Regions from separate parts of the Homo sapiens genome. Here region 2 is linked to region 1. A link is an interaction called in ENCODE POLR2A ChIA-PET data of the cell type or tissue named here. Cell type or tissue: Panc1. All regions are shown on one strand. Region 1 overlaps DLEU1 (deleted in lymphocytic leukemia 1). Region 2 overlaps DLEU1 (deleted in lymphocytic leukemia 1).

Region 1 (5,000 bases):
ATTCAATTTTTCAATAGTCAAAAGTAAATTTTTCCATAAAAATTGAGAATTTAATTCTAAAATTCATATGGAAATGCAAAAGACCTCGAATACTGAAGAAACTTTGAAAAAAGAACAACACTGGAGGGCTTACATGCCTTGATTTCAAGTCTTATTATAGAACTACAGTTATCAATACAGTGTGGCACTGGCATAAGGATAGACAAATAGATCAGTGGAGCAAAATAGAGGGTCCATAAATAGGTCCACACATATACAAACAATTGATTTTTGCTAGAAGTACAAAGGTAAGTCAGGGAAGTAATAATAAGCTTTTCTATAAATTGTGCTGGAAAAATTGTATATCCACATGCAAAAATATAAACATTGATCCATACTTTAAATTGTATATAAAAACTAATTCAAAATGAAATATAGACCTAAATGTAAAACCTAAAATTATAAAACTTCTGTTAGAGAATCTCTCTGATCCCAGGATAGGTAAAGATTTCTTAGATATAACACCAAATGAACAACCCATAAAAGAAAAAAATTGATAATTTGAAACTCAATAGACTTTTGAAGAGCAGAAGCTTTTAATTTTGACAAGAGAATAAGAAGACAAGCAAAAACTAGGAGAAAATATTTATAAACTACATATCTCACAAAGAACAAATTTTAAAACTCATTAAGAAGAAAACATAAAAACAATTAAAAAAATAAAACATTCAAATAGACACCTCACCAAAGGTAGACAATTGGAAATAAGCACATGTAAAGATGTTCAACATAATTAGTCTTTGGGGAAATGCAAATGAAAACCACAATAAAGCATGAAGTCAAATCTATTAGGATGGCTAAAATTTAGAAAACTGACCACACCCAGCGATGTTAAGGAAGTGAAGCAACTGGAACTCTCATACACTGTTGGTGTGAATGTAAAATGGCACAATCACTTTAGAAAACAGTTTGACAATTTCAAAAATGTTACACATGCGCCTGCCATATGTTCCAGCCATTCCACTCATAGGTTTTTACCTAAGAGGAAAATAAATATGTTCATATACAGGCTTGTACAGAAATATTCATAGCTGCGTTTTTTTTTTTGTAACAGCAAAAAACTGGAAACAGCCCAAATGCCCATAATTAAGTGAATGGATAAAGAAATTGTGATATAATCATACAATAGAATATTACTCCACAATAAAAAGGAGTGAATTATTGATATATTCAACAGCATTGATGAGTCTCAAAGTAAGTATTCTGACTGAAAGAAAAGAGATTTTTTTAAAGATTACATGCTGTATGTTTCACTTTATATAAAATCCTAGAAAATGCAAGTTAATGTGTAGTTACAGAAAAAAAGATCAATGGTTACCTAGGAAAGAGGAATTTCAAAAGGACCCAAGAAAACTTTTAGGAGTAGTGGGTTTATTAGCTTGATTGTGGTGGTAGTTTTAATAAGAATATACATATGTTAAAACATCAAATTGTACACTATATGTATGTGCAGTTTATTGTTTGTTGGTTATGTCTCAATAAAACTGTTAAAAGAAATTATGTCATGTTCAAGAAAAAAATATTTGTAGATTCAGTAAAAGACTATCAATACTACCTTACCTACTGTAGCACTTAGGTAAAAGATAATCTATTAACTTTTCAGGATTCCAGTTGTACATGTAAAATAAAGAAAAAACTCACTTCACTCAAGAATTATAAAAATTATTAGCTAGTATTGACTAGGTCAACTGAAAATGCCAAGTGTTGTGCAAACTGCTTTATTTTTAGCTATACAATATAGTGGTTATTTCAGATTCTTGAATCTGAGCATGTAACTGTTGGCTGAATTTATCCCTAAATCCTTCCATTTGGGCAAATGACTTGATTTGCAGTATCAATTCAGTATATGTGTAGTTCAAGATTCCCAAGAGGTTGTGCTGGTGTACTGGCAAAGATTGTATTTTGGATGTAAGTGATTTCCTTATATAATCTGTAAACTAGAAACTGACAAGTATGGTAGATTTCACAAATATAAACAATGTTACTATTGGACTTCATCTGTAATCAATTTATGAAATGCACCTGAGTAGATTTTCTAAAGAGTTTAGGTACTTCAATGTCAGAAGGAAAAGCCTTTTCTCCTTGAATCTTCACATTCACTAGCTAAATGGGCTAAACAAGAAGCACATCAAAAAAAGAAAAAAAACAGCACCCTGGAGTGACACAAGACTGAATTCTAATCCCAGTTCTGGTACTCACCTGCATGAGACCTTAGGCAAGTTACTTCACCACTTCTGTTTCTTTGTAAGAAGGGAGCAAGATGCTTGCCTTCTGTGCCTCTTAACACACATCATCCAGAAAGTTTGCAAAACCACCTCATCTTCAATATTTAGTTTTAAACCTTCACTGCAATGTTGTTCCAGCGTAACACTTCAGTAAAGGAAAGGAATTATACTAGGGTCTTGCACTATGGCTTGATCTGACCCTCTAGGGCTCATGTTAAAGATAAGTATATTGATTTTAGCCCATTTATAAAGTTACTAGGCCATCATTACCAACTCTTGCAAAATGAAAAATTTATTTAATTGACTAAGGTTTATGAGACTTTAAAAAATATGGCAGCACATTGATAAATGAGTTACCCAGTCACAGCCTGACTCATTCTACAAATATTTGCTAAGTACTTACTGTGTGACAGGGAGTCCATAGTAGACAAATCTCAGCTTACTATTTATTATGGACTGAATTATTTCCCCCCTCACAGACACACACAAATTCATATACTGAAGCTCAAATCCCCAATGTGACTATATTTGGAGATGGGACCTTTAAAGAGGTAAATAAGGTTAAAGAGATCAAAACAATGGGCCCTAATACATTGGGACTGGTGTCCTTACAAAAAGAAAAGATACCAGGGATACTCAGGCACAGAGAAAAAGGCCCTGTGAAGACACAACAAGAAGGCAGCCATCTGCAAGCCAAGGACAGAAGCCTCAGATGAAACCAAATCTGCAGACACCTTAATCTTAGACTTCGAGCCTCCAGAATTGTGAGAAAATACATTTTGTGGTTTAAGCCACACAGTCTGTGGTATGTTGTTATGGTAGGCCTCACAGACTAAGACACCATTTTTAATTAAGAAACTGACATGCCTGGTTTGAGAAGATTTTTGAGTCAGAAGTCAAGAGAAAATTTATACAATTTGAAAGCTGAAAATGTAGAGAAAATGTGTTTTCAGAAATGCCCTGAGAATGAATATCTTTCTACAGCCATTTCTTGGGTCTTGGCCAGCTTTTCTCTATGTGTCTTTAAGGAAGAGTATTTGCACACAAGAGTGAAGTTATCACACCAGGCAATCTGTCAGCATAGGAAAGTTTACACAATAGAAACGGTGACTCTGCAGCACCCCTGGCCAGCAGTCTCCAAGGGCCTCATGCTTGAACCTGACCATCCCCCTTTGACTTTTCCTCCCTGCCCCAAAAGTTCTCACTTTTGCTCTCCCTCTTTCTCTCTTACGGAAGAAAACCAGTCCGGACTGTGCATCCGCTCAAAGATGAAAAGTTGGTCCTGAAAACTTGTCTTGTAGTAACTGCCCTTGAATACCTATAGTTATATAGGTGTGCTGTCTATTGGGTGTGTTTGTAACAGCTTTGGGGTTCTCAAAATAACCTCTCTGTGTCCTCTACAACAGTGATCCCCAACATTTTTGATACCAGGGACTGGTTTCATGGAGGACAACTTTTCCACAGACACAGAGTGGAGGGGGATGGTTCAGGATGATACAAGCGCATTACACTTACTGTGCAATTTATTTATATTATTATTAGATTGTAATATATAATGAAGTATACAACTCTTTATCATGTAGAATCAATGGGAGCCCTGAGCTTGTTTTCCTGCAACTAAACAGTCCCACCTGGGGGTGATAGGAGACAGTGACAGATCATTATGCACTAGATTCTCATAAAGAGCACGCAATCTAGATCCCTTGCATGCACCATTCACCATAGGGTTCACACTCCTGTGAGAATCTAAAGCCACCACTGATCTGACAGGAGGCTGAGCTCAGAGGGTAATGGGAGTGATGGGGCGTGGTTGTAAATACAAATGAAGCTTCACTCACTCGCCTGCTATTCACCTCCTGCTGTGCGGCCCTGTTGCTAACAGACCATGGACTGGTACTGGTCCATGGCCCAGAGGTTGGGGACCCCTACTCTACAAGGTGGCTCCTGGTCTCTAGATAATTTTATAAGCCAAGAGGAGATATCCCCATCCCAACCCAGGAAGCAGGAGGAAAAGGAAGCAGGGAATAATATAAAATATAGAGGATTTGAAAGAAAAACAACTTTTCTTCTGCCTTCATTCCTCTCTTCCCATCTCCCCCAGGGAGGCCTTCACTATCTTCAGAGCTTCAGCTCTTGCCTCTAAGCTGGTGGTTCCCACATTGTGTTCTCAATTCCAATTTCCCCGAGAGTGCTAGTATTATATCTATGACTGTCTAGCTGACATTTTCACCTAGATGGCCCAAACTCACCCCTCAATATTCTAGGCTCACCATAACCTTCTAGTAACATTTTGAGGGTTCCTATGTGTCCCAGACCATCTCATTAAATTTAGTTATCTGTTCACTTCCAAGTATAAGACTTTTTATTCTGAATGTCGTTCCCTTTGGCCTTTTTACAATAGAAACCTTATTGGGTGAGTGTTTTTCCATTTCATCTATTTTTTTAAATTACTCAAATGTCCTGTCTTTAATAACTAGGCTAAATGCTACTATTTCTAAACAATCATTTTTATTCACGAAAACACATTTTAGACCCTTTCCACATCCCACCTTCATCCTATGAATATGTGAGATTTTTATGGGCTCACAGACAGTTTTGGAATAAAGAAAAGACTATTCAGAGTTTACTTTGGATATAAAAATTAATAGTAAGTGAGTTAATTTTATTAAAGTTACCAACCAAATAAATACCAAGAATGGACCAATGATGAGAATGTGTTATGAACCAAGGATTCTA
Region 2 (5,000 bases), 180 kb after region 1:
TAAAAAAAAAGCATAGCAATAACTGAAGTGTATCTTCAGAGTCACAAAATCTAAAGATCAAGAAACTTACAACTAAAATGTAACACATGATTTGTCTTCATGGATTTAATGAATGGCTTATTACTAATGGTGGTAAATCAACAATGACTCTTTCCCTAGGACCAGGGGCCCTACCCACTGATCTTGGGCACTTTTCTCCTCCCTCCCTAACAAGGATTTTTAGACGCTCAATCAAAACAGACTCTAGTTCCTGGAATACAAATCACAACGTTCGATAATATGTTACCATTCCCAAAGGACTTTATATTTTAATAAGAGAGGAAATCTAAGTCAGCTAGTTTCTAAATTTAAGAAAAGGAATAAATTATTAATCTATGAGTTCATCATGACAAATAAAAATAGAAATACCGTATAGTGGAACTTATAACTTCCCAGGATTCTTTACAAAGTCTCATTAGAAAAGTCAAAGATGATCAAGGCACCAGAGAATCTGGATGACCTTTTTCCCCATACTCTGAAAGGAATGTCCTGGACTCAAATTGAGATAAAAACTGGTACAATAATGATGAAAAATGTGCCTTAAGTTTTGACTAGTTCAGAGTGGGAAAAGGTCAGAGAAGGGCCTCTCATACACATTTTACAGGAATGTAAAACAGGATGACCTTTCTGTAGGGAAACTGGCAATATCAAAAGCCACACGTACGTCCCAGTGGACTCAGGACTTCATCCTAGGGAAATAATCAAAGATGCACCCAAAGATTTGGATACAAGATATTATGCAACCCTTTTTAAAACAAAATAAAATAACTTCAACCAACCACAATGTCCAGCAATAGGTGATTGATTAAATAAAAACAGACATCCGGTCGGGTGCGGTGGCTCATGTCTGTAATCCCAACACTTTGGGAGGCTGAAGCAGGTGGTTCATGAGGTCAGGAGTTCAAGACAAGCCTGGCCAATGTGGTGAAACCCCATCTCTACTAAAAAATACAAAAAAATTAGCCGGGCATGGTGGCATGCACCTGTAATCCCAGCTGCTCAGGAGGCTGAGGCAGGAGAATCGCTTGAACCCATGAGGCAGAGGTTGCAGCGAGCCAAGATCACACCACTGCACTCCAGCCTGGGCAATAGAGCTAGACTCCATCAAGAAAAAAAAAAAAAAAAACAGACATCCATAGTGGGAATCACTGTGGAGCCATTACTGTGAACTAGCTAGGGCAGTAGATATTAACTAGAAAATACCTCCTCACTCCCAGTAATGCAGCATGAAAGATCACAGAGTGCAGAGTAGTGTGAATGGAATGGCCTGATTTAAGTAAAAAACTCTCACATATGGCCATACATACATATTTAAATACTTACATCTATTACATTTATGAACTTACACCTATTACACGTATATACTTACATCTATTACATGTATATACTTACATCTATTACGGACCTTAAGAATATACCTCAAACTATAAATGGACTTCCCTACAGGGAATGTGACTGAGAAAGAGAGAGTGGGTTGGCAGAATGCAGGGAGAGAGAAAGTTTAATTTTCTGCTTCATAAAATAAAACTACATATATATAATTATAATTATATATAAGTATATGTAATTCAAAAACAAAAATTAAAAGCCTTTAAAAACCATCTTTTGGAATAAAGACATGGGAAGCAACTCACAATGTTTCCCCAAGTGAAAAAAACAGAAACAGCCGGGCGCGGTGGCTCACGCCTGTAATCTGAGCACTTTGGGAGGCTGAAGCAGACAAATCACTTGAGGTCAGGAGTTTCAGACCAGCCTAGCCAATATGGTGAAACCCCATCTCTACTAAAAATACAAAAATTAGCCAGCCATGGTGCCACGCTCCTGTAATCCCAGCTACTCAGGAGGCTGAGGCAGGAGAATCGTTTGAACTTGGGAAGCAGAGGTTGCAGTGAGCCGAGATCACATCATTGCACTCCAGCCTGGGCATTGCAGTGAGACTCCCTCTAAAAAAAAACAAAAAGAAAACAAACAAAAAACAAACAAACAAATGATAGAAAAACTATGATTCCAACTTTGTAAAAATAAATCATACATGGCATAGAATATAAGAGAAATACAGAGAACCAAAAGGAATGGAAACATCAAAATATTGCTAGTTAGTTCTGAGTGGTGAGATTAAGATCGATTTTTTTTGAGTTTTATAAACTTTCTCAGTGAACATGGATTACCAGTATAACGGATAAAAACATTAAATATTATTAAGACACAAATTTTTAAAAACTGTAGGTTCAATAAGTTGATGGCATTTGCTTTTCTAATACTGTTAGGACTTCAACCTTCTGACATTGACATTTGCTTTTAAATACTAAGCAGGGTTACTCTGAAGCTTAAGATGTCAAATTTTTACAGATGAGTTTGCAATTTAGCTCACTATGTTGTGCATGTTCTAATAAAGACCTAAACTGTTCAATGATGGTAGAGACCTTATGTAGCAGGCCAACAAAACTGAAGTCCAAAGAGTTAAAGTGATTTTCCAAAAGCACAAATCTTTTCATTTAATGGAAGAGCTGAGAGGAGAATGATTCTAACTCCCAGTCCAGTGTTTTTCCATGACATGATGCAGCTATGTTTCGGATGAGAATCACTGAAACCACAACAAAAATAGCACTTTAAGAAATGTACAGCATAATGGTCAATGGATAAAATTTGTATGTAGCTTCACAGAGAACTGTTAAGTCCAGCAAAATACCAGGTTCCACTATCAAAATGCCACTGGCTTTTCTGAGAATTATATCTAGAGAAATGATTAGATTTGACCTAAAAGGATACTTAAGGGAACTTAATTTTTATTCTAATAGTAACACAATTCAAAGCTGAAATGAACACATCTGGTTTCATTTTCTTTACTGATTAGGATAACTAGAGATTCTGAGACATCATGCATGACTCTGTCCTTTATTTGATATGCAAATAAATTCCTGGCTTGAGTGTAAATCTTCTACTTTCAGTGGTGCCCCTCATAACTAATTATTTTTTATATCCCTTCCTGGGTCCAAAAAAAAAAAAAAAAAAAAGCTTGAGGTATAGTTATTCAATAAGAAAGGCATCCTTCCCACAAAATGCCTACAGGCACAATTCTCCAAAAAAGGAGAAAAAAAGTAGGCCTTAATTAATTAGAATCCAGATCACTGGGATAATTGCCAGTTCTGCTTTGTTTCCACCCTTCCCCAAAGGTTGTGACCCAAATCCAAGGATAAAAGGCCAAATGGAGGGAAGGAGGGGACCACATGGCAGAGGGGTCAATTTCTATTGTAACTATGAAGCAGACCCATTTATTAAGAGCCACGTAATGTGTTAAATGATATTCAAAGATTACCAGAATCAGGTTGTTCTCAATGGGACCAGACCCCAGAAACTATTCTCACACTGCCTGACTCACATTAAACATCCCCTACACACATACACACCCTCCAAAACAAACAAAAACATCCATAACCTTCATCCCTCTCATTAATCAATCGAGTTTGATATAACAGGATATTGGGCACTTTCACCTTTGCTAATGAAAACTTTGCTTTGTACCACAAAGCCAAACATGTTTTCTTTTTTTTTTTTTGAGACGGAGTCACTCTGTCACCCAGGCTGGAGTGCAATGGCGCAATCTCGGTTCACTGCAACCTTTGCCTCCCGGGTTCAAATGATTCTCCTGCCTCAGCCTCCTGAGTAGCTGGGATTACAGGAGTGAGCCACCACGTGTGGCTAATTTTTGTATTTTTAGTAGAGATGGGGTTTCACCATGTTGGCCAGACTGGTCTTGAACTCCAGACCTCAGGTGATCTGCCCTCCTCACCCTTCCAAAGTGCTGGGATTACAGGTGTGAGCCACCGAGCCCAGCCAAACATGTCATTCTTGATCTCAGCGATGAACTACAATTGCTTGGGACATGTCGCAAGCAATCCTCATACTTACAGGGGCTTAATGCCTATCTTTTCTTCACAGGACATCCCGTCCTAGTTGCGAACTATGCACATAATTGACTGACAGATTCAGAGAACAAGAGTGTGGCTATGCATTCATTCATGTCAGGCAACATGACGTTTTAAGAAATGGGGACCTGGAAGCCCCTCTCCCTCAGTTTTATTTCATCAGACCTAGATATAAATGATAGTTCCATCTGAACTAGAGAAAGACACCAAGAAGAAAACTTGGTAATGGGGTACAAATATATCCCTTTCCACAGTCAAGTATCATAGTCTCACTTCACAATATTCCTAAATTTGAGGCGGAGGAAGTATAATCCAGAATATACAGTACCTTAATTTATTTAAGCAAGCAGAGATTAAATCAATGGGGAAGAAGTGATCCACAAATCACAATTAACTGCTGTTTAACTTTTAAAGTAAATAAACAAACTTGCCAGCTCATATAGCCAGATTTTTATTTATTTATTTATTTATTTTAGAGAGACAGGGTCTCACTCTGTCATCCAGGCTGGAGTACAGTGGCACAATCATAGCTCATTGCAGCCTCCAACTCTTGGGCTCTAGTGATCCTCCCATCTCAGCCTCCTGAGTAGCTGGGCCTACAGGTGTGCACCACCACGCCCAGCTCTTTTTTGTTGTTTTGTTTTGTTTTGTTTTGTTTTGTTTTGTTTTGTTTTGTTTTTGAGATGGAGTCTTACTCTGTCGCCCAGGCTGGAGTGCAGTGAGGCAATCTCGGCTCACTGCAAGCTCCGCCTCCTGGGTTCACGCCATTCTCCTGCCTCAGCCTCCCCAGCAGCTAGAATTATGGGCGCCCACCACCACACCCGGCTAATTTTTTGTATTTTTAGTAGAGACTGGGTTTCACCATGTTAGCCAAGATGCTCTTGATCTCCTGACCTTGTGATCCGCCCGCCTCAACCTCCCAAAGTGCTGGAGTTACAGGCGTGAGCCACCACACCCAACCTCATTTTTTTTTAAGTTTTTGTAGAGATAGGGTCTAACTATGTTGCCCAGGCTGGTCTTGAACTCCTGACCTCG

Evidence for each region. ChIA-PET counts read pairs that join two places held together with the same protein. Peaks named below come from ENCODE experiments on the same cell type or tissue, not always from the same donor. Only the 100,000 strongest peaks of a DNase experiment are listed, where the experiment ranks them.
Region 2: POLR2A ChIA-PET joins it to region 1 with 5 read pairs; 2 of 35 experiments call an interaction of 5 or more read pairs at or near these places.

Annotation. Positions count from the first base shown.
Region 1 is chr13:50,318,106-50,323,105 of GRCh38, reverse strand. The region is part of intron 2 of DLEU1 (deleted in lymphocytic leukemia 1); the gene reads right to left. Among named protein-coding and RNA genes, the nearest start is that of DLEU2, 200 kb to the right of the region's middle. In Panc1, no CTCF peak of the experiment used is centred here; a DNase peak (open chromatin) is centred at 2,713; H3K27ac peaks cover 5,000 bases.
Region 2 is chr13:50,142,571-50,147,570 of GRCh38, reverse strand. The region is part of intron 2 of DLEU1 (deleted in lymphocytic leukemia 1); the gene reads right to left. Among named protein-coding and RNA genes, the nearest start is that of DLEU2, 20 kb to the right of the region's middle. In Panc1, no CTCF peak of the experiment used is centred here; no DNase peak of the experiment used is centred here; H3K27ac peaks cover 1,164 bases.